2 separate regions of the Homo sapiens genome follow, and region 1 is linked to region 2. The links are chromatin contacts, found by Hi-C or POLR2A ChIA-PET in ENCODE. All regions are on one chromosome and are shown on one strand. The core of a region is the stretch at or near the end of the contact, and the rest is flanking DNA. Distances in the headings are between cores, read along the strand shown. Region 1 overlaps PCBP1-AS1 (PCBP1 antisense RNA 1). Region 2 has its middle 16 kb from the start of LINC01816.

Region 1 (5,319 bases), core at 2,426-4,925, 130 kb after region 2:
ATGCTCTTCTACACTCTTAAAAATTATAGACAACCCCAAATAACTTTTATTTAGTGGTTTTAACAATATTTACCATGTCTGAAATATGATAAACATTAAAATTAGTATTTTGGAAAAATGCCATATTAGAAACTGATGATTTAAAAGTAACAACAATGAATCCATTACATGTGAACATACTGTTTTTTTGTTTGTTTGTTTGTTTGTTTTGAGACGGAGTTTCACTCTTTTGCCCAGGCTGGAGTGCAGTGGTGCGATTGCAGCTCACTGTAGTCTTCGCCTCCCAGGCTCAAGTGATTCTCATGCCTCAGCCTCCTGAGTAGCTGGGATTACAGGTGCTCACCACCACACCCGGCTAATTTTTGTAGAGATGGGGTTTCACCGTATTGGCCAGGCTGGTCTTGAACTCCAGACTTCAAGTGATCCACCCACCTTGGCCTCCCAAAGTGCTGGGATTACGGGCATGAGCCACTGCACCAGGCCAACATACTTTTTATAAAAACAGCTGTCTTCTCTAAAACAACAAAAAAATGTAGATAATAGTAGTATCATTTTATAGTTTTGCAACTCTCTTTAATGTTTGGCTTAATAGAAGATAGTTGGATTCTCGTATCTGTTTTTGTATTCAGTCTGTTGTGTATGTTGTTTTGATTGAAGTAGATGAAGGAAATCCAGCTACATACAGATTTGGAGTTGGAAAAAATAGTATTTTAATAACCTTTTTAGATCATGGTGGATACTCTTCTTTGTTATGTCATCAAAATTAGACAAATGGCAGTTTCTGAAAAATTAGTTGTAATGTGTGTAAAAAATTAGTTGAATCCATATCAGTGAACTCATACTTTTCTATATTAAACTTCATTGCTCTATCTTGCACTTTGAATGGGTCTTTTATTCATGCCTGATTTTGTAACATCATGCATTCGTCATTTTGAAAATGATGGTTCAGTGAATTATTCACATCTTCTAAATGTAGGCACATTTCAGTCTATAATATCAAAAACATATTTGTCAGTGTTACCACTGATTTCATCAGAAAAGTCTTGAGGTGTTAAGAAGTCTTTAGGTATCTACCAGCATGGATACACATTTTCCAAAATTTTAAATCTTCACTTGACAGCTCAAATTTTACAGTTGGCAACAAATACTGTCAGTTGTTTTCTATGAGGTGACAGGTTCACTTAATTCATTTTTGAGAAAATGTTTGCCAAATACCCAAGTCTGAATAATCATAGTTTGTTAGTCATTTTTTTCCTAATAAAAATGATGTTCTATGAAAAAGCAAGTAGTCAGCTTGTAATTCAAACAATCAGGTAAGTGCTTCCAGTACTTAGGTATTCAGCAGAAGTGCTTTGTGTACAGAGTATTAATAAGACATGTATTCAAGGGATAAGTTTTAATAAAATTAATAATTATTACTCTATCATGGACATTTTTACATTAAGTTTGCCTTTCTGTTGAACTGCAAGTACATGGGGGTGAAGACTGTGACTCCTGGTGCAGTTTGGTGCCTCTTCATTGACTTAAGGCTCTAGAAGGCACCAAATACTGTTGCTTTTGCATCATCAGTGCAAATGTCCGCAAAGTGAATGCTGCAGAAAAACTCTTGGTATTATTATAAAAATGATGTTGACCTTGGCCGGGCGCGGTGGCTCACGCCTGTAATCCCAGCACTTTGGGAGGCCGAGGTGGGCGGATCATGAGGTTGGGAGATTGAGACCATTCTGGCGAACACGGTAAAACCCTGTCTCTACTAAAAATACAAAAAATTAGCCGGGCGTGGTGGCGGGTGCCTGTAGTCCCAGCTACTCGGGAGGCTGAGGCAGGAGCATGGCATGAACCCGGGAGGCGGAGCTTGCAGTGAGCCGAGATTGCACTACTGCACTCCACCCTGGGCCACAGAGCGAGACTCATCTCAAAAAAAAAAAAAAATGATGTTGATCTCTTGGATCCCCCGGGAAGGGTCTTGGGGACCCAGGAGTCCAGGGATCATAATTTGAGAGCCATGGCCTATACGACCATGGGTACTAATAGCACATGCCTCCAGCACCCTCCATCAGCCTCCCTCGGCCTCATTTTCCTCAGTTGTAAAGGGAGGCCTGGGCAGGCTCTGTTTCTTCACACTGTTGGACCCTGTTTGCTAGCCCCCGAAGCTGCTTCTCCCTTAGCGGTGATGCTGCTTTCAGCTCCTGCTTTTCCTCCCTCTCTCATGCCTCCCTTTCTCTCCGTGGCTCCTCTTCCCCTCACTCTTTACAGGTTGGCATTCTTCTTGTTTCGTCTCCTCCTCCTTTCCCTGGATGATCTTATTTCCTCCCTGGTCTTTAACCATCACCTGCAGGCTGACAGCTCCCAAATCTCTATCTTCAATCCAGATGTCTGTCCCGGGCTCCAGTTTTGTGGTTCCACCTGAGACCTTTCCACCTATATGCTTTACAGGCAAGTCAAAGTCAGCATGTCTAAACTGGTTTCTTCGTCTTCCCCTACACATTGCTTCCTCTTCCAGAATAGACAGTCTTGGTTAATCCATCATCTGCTCAAATGCTTAAGCCAGAATCCCAGGAGTCCTCCTCCCCTTATCTGGCTCCCTCCCTTCCCTCATCTGCTCACCTGGCCTATCAGTTCTGCCTCCTAAACATTTTCCCAATCTCTCCCTGCTCTCCAGCCCCACCACCACTGCCTCAGCTCAGGCGCTCATCCCTTCTCACCTAAACGATTGCAAGGGTCTTCTCCCTGGCCCCCTGCCCCCTGTTTTCAACCTGTACTCTACAGTTCTGGTTGGAAACCACAAGAGTTATCTTCTCACACTTTTTTTTTTTAACTTTTAATTTAGGTTCAGGGGTACATGTGCAAGTTTGTTATATAGTTAAACTCGTGTCACAGGGGTTTGTTGTACAGATTATTTCATCACTCAGGTACTAAGCCTAGTACCCAAGAGTTATTTTTTTTGCTCCTTTCCCTTTTCCCACACCCCCCACCCTCCACCCTCAAGGAGGTCCCAGTGTGTATTGCTCCCCTCTGTGTTCATGAGTTCTCATCATTTAGCTCCCACTTGTAAGTGAGAACATGTGGTAGTTGGTTTTCTGTTCCTGCATTAGTTTGCTAAGGATAATGTGTTTTTCATTAAGTAAATACATATCGAGTACTTACCATACCAGGCTCTGTGCAGGCTGTGGGAATACAACATAGGACATAACAGATACTGTCCTGACCTCCAGCACTCACAGCATATGAAGGAGGAGAGAAAAGGACAGGGCACAGGTCATTAGGACCCAGTGCAGTGGGGAAAGATGGCAGAGGTGCTTGGGAACCCCTAGAAGTTTTGACTGAGGGCTGAGTCTGAGGGTGTTCAGGGAGCACTTCCTGGAGGAAGCAGCTCTCATGTTCAGACTGCAGCCTGGGTGGGAGTTAACTAAAAGAGATGGGAGTGTTGTGGTGAAAAACGTTACTGGAAAGTTTGATCATTTAATTTCCCTGTTAAATACTTCTCTTGTGAGCTTCACCACTGCCTGCAGGATCAAGTCCAAATTCCTTATCATGAAACACAACCTTTGTGGCCTCGTTGTCTGCCACTCCCCTGTATTCATTGTCATCAGCTTGAACTGCTTTCAGTTCCCCCCAACGCTGCTTGCTCACTCTCTCAGCTCCAGGCCTTTGCACATGCAGTTCCTTGTGCCCTCCACCCTTGCCACGCAAATCCCTACTGCCTATCTATCCAACTGTGAATCACCCCACGTCAGCTGTTCAGGAGACCTTCCTGGCCCCTCCCCTGTAGACTTTGTGGCTCCCTCTCTTGTGCTTCCCACCTGTACACACACCTGGACTCTTGTGCCCTTATCACGTCCTTAGAGCTTTTCCACTTGTGTATCTCCCGTGCCCCTACTTGACAGTGTGGGAACTAGACCCCTGTCTAGTTCACATACCCTCATCCCATGAGCATTTTGGGCATCCCCAGGGTGTGTGACTCTCCTGTGCTAGTGGACAAGGTTAGACAATTACCATTACCTTTTCGTCTTTTCCCCTCCTCCAGCTCTGTGACTTCCCTTTGCCCCTACCACACCCCATGTAGCTATCAGTTTTGCTGGACACGGCCACACCCATCAGGCACCCCATACCTGCTGGGAGTCACGGACACTCCTATAGCAGCAGTGCTGTGGGGCTGCTGGTCCCTGCATTGCCTTATAGAGCCGTGGGGCTTCGCCCTACAGATACATCTAAATTACAAATACCAGTCCAGCCCAGAATCAGTTCTTGCTGTTGAACGCAACTGTCTCTGGGTCAGCTTGTTGTGCCTGTTTTCCTTCTTCCCTTAGAAAGAGTTATTTCCTTCAGAACCTTTCTACCCCTCATGAAAATAGGCTTCCCAAAGGTCTGCCCACCAGCCAACTAGACAGATGTGGCCTGCATTGTCCCCCTGGAGGCAAAGGATGTGTGGGTATTTATTTATTTAAGATAGTAAGTTATGGCCAGGTGTGGTGGCTCACGCCTGTAATCCCAGCACTTTGGGAGGCCGAGGCGGGTGGATCACCTGAAGCCAGGAGTTTGAGACCAGCCTGGCCAACATGGTAAACCCTGCCTCCACTAAAAAATACAAAAATTAGCTGGGCATGGTGGTGCATGCCTGTAATCCCAGCTACTCGGGAGGCTGAGGCAGGAGAATCGCTTGAACCCAGGAGGCGGAGGTTGCAGTGAGCCAAGATCGTGCCACTGCACTCCAGCCTGGGCAACAGAGCAAGACTCCATCTCTAAAATAAATAAATAAATAAATAAATAAATAAATAAGACAATAAATTATATAAGCAGTGCTGAATACAGCTTCATCATTTAAAAATCCAAACAGTTTGGAAATATATAGACAAGTATATAAATGCTCTTCTTGCACCCCTTCCCCCATCCTAAAGCCTACCATACAGGTAGGCACTGTTAATTATTTGGTGGAAATGTTTACACTTTTTGCTTTGCATTTACACATGTGAGTGGCAGGGATAGTATCTGAGAAATTAATTTTTTTCTCTCCTGAATTTTCTCTTTTTCTGCCCTCACATTTATGGAGCTCATTACCTCCAGAGCAGCTTTTCAGGTTAGAAAACTGAATTTATCTTCAGGCATCTCTGGCTTTTGTGTGCTGAAAGCTTAAGCATTTAGGGCAACTCCAGGATTTGCTGAGTGGCTCATCAAAGGATGAGGATTCTCTTGCACAGACTGAATGCCTTGACTGGAAACGATGGAAGAAGGATTTCCTTGGGAGTGGAAAGGACCCCAACCCTTTTAGCCCTGTCCTCCCCAGGCTGGCTGGGGGCAGGACTACAATCCCAGAAGGAG
Region 2 (5,376 bases), core at 1,127-3,626:
CACCAAACTGCTCCAACTGCTGGGGCACTAACCTTGTTCCTTAGAACTAGTTCCCCACTCAGCAGTTCCAGAAGTACAAAGTGGGTTCTGTAGTTCTGTGAATTCCCTGCACAACTTTTCACTGTCTTCCCCACTCCCACCATCTTGCAGGTTCACAGTTTAGAGCCTGGGTTTGAAACCCCAGTCTGCCACTCTTTTATGCGCGGCCTTGGGCATGACTCTGAGCCCGTTTCCTCCGGATGATGTGAACAGTGATTAGATACCGTGGACGAATCACTCATTTTGTCCATTGTTTGAACTTTTCCTCTTCTACCTGTTCCTCTAAATTAGCCTTGAAGCTAAAAGGTGCTTTTTGTCCCTTCTTAGGAATCTTTGTAGTTAATACCACTGTATACAGTCAGACCACAATTTTGTTTCATGAAAAAGGCTGGAAGTAAACATAATGAAAGGTTAAAGATGCTTGGGGATGCTAAGAATCATTTTCTACCTATCTTTTCCCTTTTCCCCCCACGTTTTCTATAATTAACAATATTAACTTGATAGGTTTGAAAACAGTCAAAGTAAAATAAACGGCATGAAATCAAGCTTCCACCCGCTCCGCTGAGAGTAGGAGAAGAGAAAGAGAAACGCGCCGACCGCGCCTGGCTGGGGCTGGTCACGCGGCAGCCGCCCCCACGCCTCCGCCAGATGACGTAAGTCACGTTCTCCACTCGCCCGCGCCGCCGCTTCCGGGGGGCTCGGCTGCTTTGCTTCCACCAGGCGGCGCCGCAGGACGCTCAGTTGCCAATGCCTCCTGCGCAGCCGCCCTGGCGCACGGGACACGTCACCACCTTCGCGTCTTTTCTGGAGAGCGCGGGAATGAGAGCGCCGGAGGGTGGTGACGTCACCGGGGTTCCCTGCGTGGCTCGCAGGGGCGGGGCCAGGTACGTGGCGCGCTGCGGCCCGCCCGGGGATCGGGAGGGGAAGGAGAACAGAGAGGGGGAGGGGAAGGAGGGGGAGGGGAAACCAGCGGGACGGGGAGGGGCGAGGTGGGTGGTGCCGATGCCTAGTCTAGCCAGGGCTGACCGGGCCGCGCCCGCCTCGTGACCACTGTGGGGCTGCGCTGCGGGAAAGGTGCTGACGAGGCGGGCGCGCGAGCTCGGCGGGGAGGGGTGCGGCCGGTCGGCGGCTGGCCGGTCCCCGACTTCCCGGCACCCTGGGCGACCGCTCCCTCGTGCGAGCGGGACCACGCCTGGACCGGGGCCCGCAGGTTTTACAGGGCAGCGGGGGGGATTTGGGGCACGTGGGGTCGGGCCGCACCCCGACCTCGAGACGGCGCGGCGCTGCGAGCAAAGAGCCGTCGCGCCCGGAGCCAGGCCCCGCCCTACCTGGGATCCCGTCGCCCTCCCGTCCCCGGGCCTACACCCGCCCCACCTGGGATCCAGTAGCCCTCCCGCCCCCGGGCCTACACCCGCCCCGGTCAGCTCCGGCCAGGTCGGGGAGGAGGAGGGCACGCGCCGGGAGGACCGCGACTGGCCGCCTGGAGCCCGTGGCTCAGGCTTTCCCAGCCGCTGTTTTCCCCTTTGTACATCGGGATCCGCTTCGCACACTTAGTTTCTGCCTAGCACATGCTGGGTGTTGTGTCCAGATACACTAATTCTTTTTCCCCTTCTTCCCCGCCAGTCACTAGAGCCGGTCTGGAAGGGCACTAACGCCTGGGTAGTCCTTCAAACAAAAAGCGTTGTGTGTCTTGCTTACTGGCCGTTAATAGAAGTTTCCCCTTGAGAGTGGCTTTGGTTAGGAAAAAGGTGGCAAAGGGCCCATCCCTGAACTGATTAGTTGAGCCTGGGACCTGATCAGAATTGAGGGGAGGAGTGTTACCAGAATTTTCTCTGTGCCCCGCACTTGCATAAGTGCTTATGGCTAGGAGCCCTGTGTAGGGCACACATTACCTTGGGGCGCCCTTCGCTTCTTTCTCCTCTTGCTGCCCCTTCCCGGAATCTCTCACCTCATGACGTGACTATGGTCAAGTCATCGTTTCTGGGATGGCCTGACCCCTGGGGACACGCCAGCCTCCAGGAGCTTATATGAGGCTGGTTTACCAGAGTAGACAGTGTAAGGCCCTGTCCTGGAAGGAGGAACATGAATATGTCCTGAAGTGCTTGTGTCATGTGTCAGGGGTTGTGCTAGGCTTTTCACATGAGTGATCTCATTTGATTCCCACAGCGGTCCTGTGAGCTAGGGGGAATCATCATCCCTCTATGTAGTTGAGGAAACTGGTTCCGCCGGTTTAAGCAACTTACCTCACATTTCACAGTAGGGAGGTGATGGTTGTAGGGCTTTGGCAAGAAAGTGTCAGTACCTGGTCAGGCCCCTAGGGTGTGAGACGCTCAGGGCCATCCTGGAGGGTATGGGTGAAAGCATGTAACACCGTGGGTTTCCCCCCCTCTGTCACCCCATTCTCTTGGCCACCGCTACCATTTATATCAAGGCAAAACCAGGTTAGGTGGCAGATGGATAGTGTTCGAGGCAGAAGAAGCCCCAGAGGGCAAAGACAGGGCAATTCCTTCTACCCCTCACCCCACACACACTTTGCTTTGGTCATGGATGGGTTAATGGAAGGACTCCTGTGTATCAGACTTGGGTCTTTTTTAGCACCATCTGGCAGAAGTCACCTCTCCTCACACTTGCTGCTTCTACAAAACATTGTTCACTTGGCAGTCAGCAGTGCAAAAGGCAGAAGTGTGGTGCGTGTGTGATTTGGATTCAGTGGACCCCAGAGACAATTGTGTTGTTTGCATTATGTTGCGATTGACAGCCCATAGACACTGCTGTGTTGTATGTGGAACCACAAAAGACGAGAAAGGCAACAAAAGCAGACGTTCCCTCTCCTTTTAAAATTATCTTGTCGCTGGGCACGGTGTCTCATGCCTGTAATCCCAGCACTTTGGGAGGCCGAGGCAGACGGATCACGAGGTCAAGATCGAGACCATCCTGGCAAACATAATGAAACCCCGTCTCTACTGAAAATACAAAAATCAGCTGGACGTGGTGGCGCGTGCCTGTAGTCCCAGCTATTCAGGAGGCTGAGGCAGGAGAATCGCTTGAACCAGGGAGGCGGAGATTACAGTGAGCCGAGATTGCGCCACTGCACTGCAGCCTGGCAACAGAGCGAGACTCTGTCTCCAAAAAAAAAAAAACAACTTGCCTGCAGGATTGGATAGAGAAATTCCCAGGAGAAAGCAAACAAATAAGGGTGCAGGCATTTGTCCTTCAAAACAGGCGGGCAGATCACAAGGTCAGGAGCCAAGACCACGCCATTGCCCTCCATCTTGGGCGAGTGAGACTCCGTCTCAAATAAAACAAACAAAAAATCCCCAGGGCTTTGTAGGTAGACGCTTTTTGGCTTTGAACAAGGCAGGTAGCTTCAGTGTTTCAGATCAAGGAGTGGATGTAGGTTGAAGTGGGCAAATCACTTGAGGTCAGAAGTTTGAGACCAGCGTGGCCAACATGGTGAAACCCTGTCTTTACTAAGAATAAAAACATTAGCTGGGTGTGGTGGCACACACTTGTAATCCCAACTACTCCGGAGGCTGAGGTGGGAGGATGGAGGATTGCTCGAACCGGAAGGCGGGGGTTGCAGTGAGCCAAGATCGCACCACTGCACTCCAGCCTGAGCAACAGAGCAGGACTCCATCTCAGAAAAAAAAAAACAAAAACGAGTGGTTGAGCCTGATTGACCCAGGGACACGTTTTGTTTGTTTGTTTGTTTTTTGTTTTGTTTTGTTTTGTTTTAGATCAAGGACCCTCTCTGTTGCCCAGGCTAAGTGCAGTCGCACAATTATAGCTCAGTTAACCTCAAACTCCTGGGGTCAAGCCACCATCCCACCTCAGCGTCCTGAGTAGCTAGGACCACAACAAGCACATGCCACGGCGCCCGGCTAATTTTTAAAATTTTCTGTAGAGATGGGGTCTCGATACGCTACCCAGCCTGGTCTGGAATTCTTGGCCTTGAGTGATCCTCTCGCCTCAGCCTCCCAAAGCACTAGGATTACAGGCATGAGCCACAGCACCTGGCCCAGGGACACTTTAAACAGGGAGTGAGGCCAGGGGAGGTGGCTCATGCCTGTAATCCCAGCAATTTGGGAGGCTGAGGTGGGAGGATCCCTTGAACCCAGGAGTTCCAGACCAGCCTGGGCAACATGGTGAAACCCCATCTCTATTAAAAAAAGAAAAAAAAAAAAACCACTAGTCAGCGTTGTGATGCACGCTTGTAGTCCTAGCTATCTGGGAGGCTGAGGGTAGGACGAAAGCTTGAGCCCTGGAGATTAAGGCTGCAGTGAGCTGTGATCACACTCCAGCCTGGGCGTCGGAGAGAGACCCTGTCTCTTAAAAAAAACTGTGGGCGGAGTGAGTTTTTCTATTTCTTTCTTTGCTGACAAAGCGGCCCTTTCTGTCACAACATACTTATTGAAACCTGCTGGCCGGGCGGGGTGGCTCACGCCTGTAATCCCAGCACTTTGGGGGGCCGAGGCGGGTGGACCACCTGAGGTCAGGAGTACGAGACCAGCCTCAACATGGAGAAACCCCATCTCTACTAAAAATACAAAATTAAGGCTGGGCGCGGTGGCTCACGCCTGTAATCCCAGCACTTTGGGAGGCCGAGGCGGGCAGATCATGAGGTCAGGAGTTCTAGACCAGCCTGACCGACATGGTGAAACCCCGTCTCTACTAAAAATGCAAAAATGAGCTGGGCATGGAGGCACACGGCTGTAATCCCAGCTACTCGGGAGGCTGGGGCAGGAGAATCACTTGAACCTGGGAGGCGGAGGTTGCAGTGAGCCGAGACTGCGCCACTGCACTACAGCCTGGGCGACAGGGCAAGACTCCGTCTCAAAAAAACAAAAAAACAAAATTAGCTGGGCATGGTGGTGCATGCCTGTAATCCCAGCTACTCGGGAGGCTGAGGCAGGAGAATTGCTTGAACCTGGGAGGCAGAGGTTGCGGTGAGCCGAGATTGTGCCATTGCACTCCAGCCTGGGCAACAAGAGCGAAACTCCATCTCAAAAAAAAAAAAGAAAAAAGAAACCTGCAAGGCATGGGCCCTCGGGAGCTTATAGTCTAATAGGAGAGGGGCTGGAAAGTGGTTGTAATTTAGGTGAAGTTTAATCAATTGGGTTATAAACCAGTTTGGCAAACTTAACAGGAGGGGTTTGGCCATCCTTGAAAGTACCTGTGCTTCCAAGTACAGCCCTGGCAGGACCCAAGGCTAGTGGGAGACCAGGTAAGCTCCGTGAGTTCCTTGGTCAGGCTGCTGCTCCTGTTGCAGGAAAGAGGATCTTCTGCCTTAAAAAGTGAGACCTGACTTTAGGTTGGTTACTTTTGTTCTAAGTCTGC

What was found. Hi-C counts contacts between places; a loop is a spot of excess contacts on that map. ChIA-PET counts read pairs that join two places held with the same protein, here RNA polymerase II (POLR2A). Pooled maps may share reads with other maps.
Region 1: a pooled map shows a loop between it and region 2 (4-fold over the local background). The contact joins two enhancer-like sites. A Hi-C loop is called at or near these places in 1 of 168 maps with a recorded cell type or tissue (K562), 4 of 37 single-sample maps with no recorded cell type and 7 of 50 pooled maps. POLR2A ChIA-PET finds 5 or more read pairs at or near these places in 8 of 52 experiments (B cell, CD8-positive, alpha-beta memory T cell, H1 and 5 more).

What each region holds. Positions count from the first base shown.
Region 1 is chr2:70,008,772-70,014,090 of GRCh38, reverse strand. All of the region lies in intron 7 of PCBP1-AS1 (PCBP1 antisense RNA 1), which reads left to right. It also overlaps a transcript of ASPRV1 not described here. Among named protein-coding and RNA genes, the nearest start is that of ASPRV1, 50 kb to the right of the region's middle. RefSeq lists an enhancer at 3,470-3,539. Within about 2 kb of position 3,675, at least 7 of the 41 ENCODE cell types and tissues checked have a DNase peak (open chromatin) inside an H3K27ac peak, as active enhancers do.
Region 2 is chr2:70,138,216-70,143,591 of GRCh38, reverse strand. No RefSeq gene overlaps it. Among named protein-coding and RNA genes, the nearest start is that of LINC01816, 16 kb to the right of the region's middle. RefSeq lists silencers at 1-13, 944-1,653, 2,141-2,435, 4,201-4,495 and enhancers at 344-483, 494-853, 2,074-2,613, 4,238-4,779, 4,780-5,321. Within about 2 kb of position 2,376, at least 40 of the 41 ENCODE cell types and tissues checked have a DNase peak (open chromatin) inside an H3K27ac peak, as active enhancers do.